Regions from separate parts of the Homo sapiens genome. Here region 2 is linked to region 1. A link is an interaction called in ENCODE POLR2A ChIA-PET data of the cell type or tissue named here. Cell type or tissue: PC-3. All regions are shown on one strand. Region 1 overlaps PPP1R21 (protein phosphatase 1 regulatory subunit 21). Region 2 overlaps FBXO11 (F-box protein 11).

The links. ChIA-PET counts read pairs that join two places held together with the same protein. Peaks named below come from ENCODE experiments on the same cell type or tissue, not always from the same donor. Only the 100,000 strongest peaks of a DNase experiment are listed, where the experiment ranks them.
Region 2: POLR2A ChIA-PET joins it to region 1 with 6 read pairs; 3 of 35 experiments call an interaction of 5 or more read pairs at or near these places.

What each region holds. Positions count from the first base shown.
Region 1 is chr2:48,447,723-48,450,222 of GRCh38, forward strand. The region is part of intron 1 of PPP1R21 (protein phosphatase 1 regulatory subunit 21); the gene reads left to right. Among named protein-coding and RNA genes, the nearest start is that of PPP1R21, 8.2 kb to the left of the region's middle. RefSeq lists an enhancer at 1-141. In PC-3, no CTCF peak of the experiment used is centred here; a DNase peak (open chromatin) is centred at 1,159; H3K27ac peaks cover 778 bases.
Region 2 is chr2:47,863,862-47,866,361 of GRCh38, forward strand. The region is part of intron 1 of FBXO11 (F-box protein 11); the gene reads right to left. Among named protein-coding and RNA genes, the nearest start is that of FBXO11, 41 kb to the right of the region's middle. In PC-3, no CTCF peak of the experiment used is centred here; no DNase peak of the experiment used is centred here.

The DNA of each region.
Region 1 (2,500 bases):
CAGATCACTTGAGGTCAGGAGTTCAAGACCAGCCTGGTCAACATGGTGAAGCCCTGTCTCTACTAAAAATACAAAAAATTAGCCGGGCGTGGTGGCACGTGCCTATAATCCCAGCTTCTTGGGAGGCTGAGGCAGGAGAATCGCTTGAACCCGAGAGGTGGAGGCTGCAGTGAGCTGAGATTGCACCACTGCACTTCAGCCTGGGCAACAGAGCGAGACTCAGTCTCAAAATAAATAAATAAATAAATAATAAAATAAAAAAAAAAGATCAGGCTAATAAGAGCAGCTCAGGATTTTATAAGCTTCTCATTCAGTAATGCAGTAAGAGTGGCAGAAGTGATGCTGAAATGCAGAAAAACATCAAATGTTGCAAAGAGTAGTTAAAATGGCAATAGAGTATGCAAGCTTATCATCTTCCTCCATTTCTACCTACTAAGTAATAGAAAGGTCTTTCAGATAACAGTTTCTTAAAAAGCTGCATTGTCTGTTAAATGGTTTCATTGAAACCATGTTTGAGTTACCAGTTTAGTAAAAAATATTTTGCAAAGGAAAATCCTAATTTTTTTTGTTATAATCAGTTATATTAAATTCCTAACAGCAATAGCTTGAAAGTTTCATTTTGCTTTTTAACAAAGCAGTCTGTTCAGTTTGCTTTAAATAGTCTGCAGTGTGCCTTAGAAATGAAAGATGAGGTTTTTTTTCTTAAAATTAATTGCTGTGGTTCTGGTTTTACAGGAAATTATCAGTTCAGTGAACTTCAAGCTTCATTCTTAGTCCTTGAAGTAGTCGTTAGGAGCTTCTAAATACCACACAAAGAAGACATGTAAGAGATTACAGATCACAGCTAAGGCAGGGGTATGAAATAAAATCTAACGTCTTTAGATTTATAAAATAAAATCTAAAGACTGAAGCAGTATTGCTATTTTTTTGGCTATATGGATTTGAAAGTATTTATTGAATTCTGTGAAGTAGCACATTATTCAAGACTATGTTGATATTTGCTTAAAAAGTAGAACACTACATCATGGAAGTCAACATTAAAGTGGTATTTCTCTCTTTTGAACTTCTAGAGCAGAGTTTACCAAGCTCTGTAAGAGGCCACACAGTAAATATTTTAGGCTTGAGGCTATGTGGTTTCTGTTGCAACTGCTCGTCTCTTCCATTGTACCTCAAAAGCAACCATAGACAGTACGTAAATGAATGAGTATGGCTATGTTCCAATAAAACTTTAAAAATAGCCTGCCAATTTGGCCCTCAGACCTTAGTTGGCCAACCCGTGTTCTAGAGAATTTAATCTCTTCTACTTTTTTTTTCAAGCAGGAAATACTAGTATTGCTAGTTATCTTTTAATATTTTATCTTCCCTTTTAAAGTGTAAGTTCTTTGAAAATAGAGAACATATCTTTTACATCTCTCACCCATATCAATCAAGGTGTACAATGCCTTACACCATGCAAACTATAATAAACATATCTGTTGTCATTTTGAATCTGTTCTAATAATAAGAGCTCTGTTTCCATTTGTGGAGCATTTTATAGTTTAGAAAGTGCTTTGACATAGGTTTCTTATCTGGTTCTCACAGTAGCCTCAGAAGAAGGAAGGTAGGGTAAATGAATTTACCCATTCTATAGACCATATAGCTGGTTATAGTGAATTTCCCATTCTATAGACCATATAGCTGGTTAAGTGAATTTCCCAAGTTTATATTGTCTAATAAATGGCAGAGCAAATATTTGGGTCTGCTTTCTCTTGTGGTAATGAACTGTCATCTCTAACTTTCTAAAAATAGAAGAATCTCATCTTTTTAGTCTGTCTTTTGCTCAAACTGTTGAATATCCTGCAGTATTCCTGCATTTTATCTCAGAATCTTAGCTAAATTTTCCATTGAGTTTTAAATAGTTTAAGATTTAGCATTCAAATATGCTTGTTCTTTTGGCACAGAAAAGGGTCATTTCTGTTCTGTGTTCTCAGGAGACAGATCTGAGCTATGCAGAATTAGAAAGATTTTTAAAAATTTTTTATTTTTAATTTTAGAAATAGATTTTTTTTTTTTTTAAAGCTCACATACAAAGATGTCTCATTCTTTCAGTTTCTCAGAGAAGAACCTGGTCTTTCATGATATCTGCACTGAGCCCTGGGAATATTAGTCTGTAAACCTTTTGCTTCAGCTACAATGAGCTTGTATATTTATGCTTAAGTGCTCTGTGTTCTCTTCACTGAGAATACTTTCCTCTTATTACAGAAGTAAATTTTATCTTTTAAAACCCTGCCAGTGGTGGTTATATAGATGTATACATAAGTAAAAATGCATTTAGCTGCATAATTTCTGATTTGTATACTTTATTTAAAATAGCGTTATTTCTCAGTATTTAATAATTATCTGTGAAAAAAAGCCCAAGTTTTACCTCTTTCTCCAAAGGCATCTCTCACCTCTCCAGCTCACTGCTTTTTTCACTTAAATGTAGCTTTGTGAAATAGCAGCCAGTATTGTCTAATTGGCA
Region 2 (2,500 bases), 580 kb before region 1:
ACCCTGGAGGTGGAGGTTGCAGTGAGCCAAGATTGTGCCAATGCACTCCAACCTGGGAGACAGAGTGAGACTCTGTCTCAAAAAAAAAAAAACCAAAACCCCATAAAGACAAATCAATAAATCTAAAGCTGGATTTAGGGTTTTGCTATTTTGAACAAAATGGTAGTCAAGTTACAATACGGCATATGTGCTGGAATTTTTAATTTATTTCCATTAAAAAGCTGGTAATTTGGTCATGTTTACAAAGGCATGTGACTTCATTGATCTTCACAGTTATAAGACTAACATAACTATGGTAGTTAAACAGAATCCCTCCTAATTAAATGTTCCTATTCATTAAATATAAAAAAGCATTTATTAAGTACTCACGGTATTTCATGAGAAAACATATAATGAAAGAGACAGAAACTACCTTTGAACAACTCATAATTAAAGACAGGAATTGGCTGGGCGTGGTGGCTCACGCCTGTAATCCCAGCAGTTTGGGAGGCCAGGGCAGGCAGATCACCTGAGGTCAGGAGTTCAAGACCAGCCTGGCCAACATGGCAAAACCCCATCTCTACTAAAAATACAAAATTAGCCTGGTGTGGTGGTGCATGCCTGTAATCTCAGCTACTCGGGAGGCTGAGGCAGGAGAATTGCTTGAACCCGGGAGGCAGAGGTTGCAGTGAGCCAAGATCTCACCACTGCACTCCAGGCTGGACGACAAGAGTAAAACTCCATCTCACAAAAAAGACAAAAATAAACAAGAATCTAGATTAAATAATGGTAAATAAGAGACTAGATTTAATAAATTATTTATGTTATAAACAAACAATAGAGGCTCTGTCAAGATGAATAAAAGTCCACAGAGGTCAGGTAAATCACTAACTTACTCACTAGGGCAATGACATATCTATGAATTAGGTATTTTCACCCACATCAAGTGACAGAATTGAAAAGAAGCAAAGCCTTGAAATTTACTTCTACTAAATGAATCAACATGTATTATAATAGTCTATTTGTTATGTGAGACAAGAACACTCTTTCCTCATTTATTTGCCAACAATACTTTAAGTAAAATATTAGTGTAACACTTGACAAGACTTTCATTCTACGTGTACAAACAAAACACCTGGGCGCTTGTTAGTTTAAACCTATTTATAGAGTAAAATTTTCTTAAACTAAAAATTTCCTGAACTGTTTCCTGTTTCCACAGGAATTAACAGAGTTGTGTTAATTGTAGATATACATGAACCACAGTGTCTGGCAGGTAATAAGTGCTCAATAAATACCCATCAATAAACAAACTGCAGCAGAACCTGATTGTATCTTTGTGACAGAAACTGCTATCACCCCAAATCTATTTACCCCTTCGGTGATAGAACCCAGATTTTAACCTGCACAGATGAACATCTTGAATAAAGCTCACATTTCTCAGCTGCTCTTATTACTGAGTTGGCCATCTGACTAGGTTTTGGCCAATGGGCTACATGGCCAATGGGCTACAGGTGTCCTGTATGACTTCTGAGATATGTTCTAAAAGAAAGAAAGAAGGCCCTTCTTCACCCTTTCTGCTTCCTGCTAGAAAGAATGTTGGAGAGTGAACAAATAGTTTGAACCATAAAGGCTGTGTTTACAGACTGCAGACTAATAAATAAAACAGGGGCCTAGGTCCCTAATGTCATAGTGGAGCCTTCATACCAACTCTAGATGCTTACCTGTAGACTTTCATCACAACAGAGAGGAATAAACTTCTATCTTGTTAAACAACTGTTGTTTTGGGTTTCCTGTCACTCTGGCAGATCTAATTTTAATTAATAGTCATACAAAGTAAAAACACTCTACATTTGTGTAAAAATCTTAAATAAATTTAAGACACTGGTGGAAACAACATGGGATATTATTAGAGTCAACAAAATGTGTTCAAATACCAGCCCCAATACTTAGCTATATGATTGTGGGCAGACACTCAGCCTCATTGAGCCTCAGTTTCCACATGGGTAAAATGGCAGAAAAATATTTACTTCTGAGAACCACTGTGAGGATTAACTATGATAAAGGGAGAAAGAAGGAAACAAAGGAAAAACAAATAATCAGCAAAGATACTTTTAAAAACATTAGCTGGGGTCAGGTACAGTGGCTCATGCCTATAATCCCAGCACGTTGGGAGGCTGAGGCAGGAAGAATCACTTGCAGCCAGGAGTTCAAGACCAATCTGGGCAACATAGCAAGACTCCCATCTCTACCGAAAAAAAATTGGCTGGGCATGGTGGCACACAACTGTAGCAGCTACTTGAAAGGCTGAAGCAGGAGGAACTCCTGAGCCCAGGAGTTTGAGGCTGCAGTGACCTAGGATCTTGCCACTGCACTTCAGCCTGGACAAGTCAGACCCCTTCTGCTTCAAAAAAAAAAAAAAAAAAAAAAGTGGGAAAGGGAAATAAAAATGATTCAAAACCCAAAAATAACGTGGAAAGCAGGTAATTCAAATACACTCTATCTCATCTTTTATAACATACAA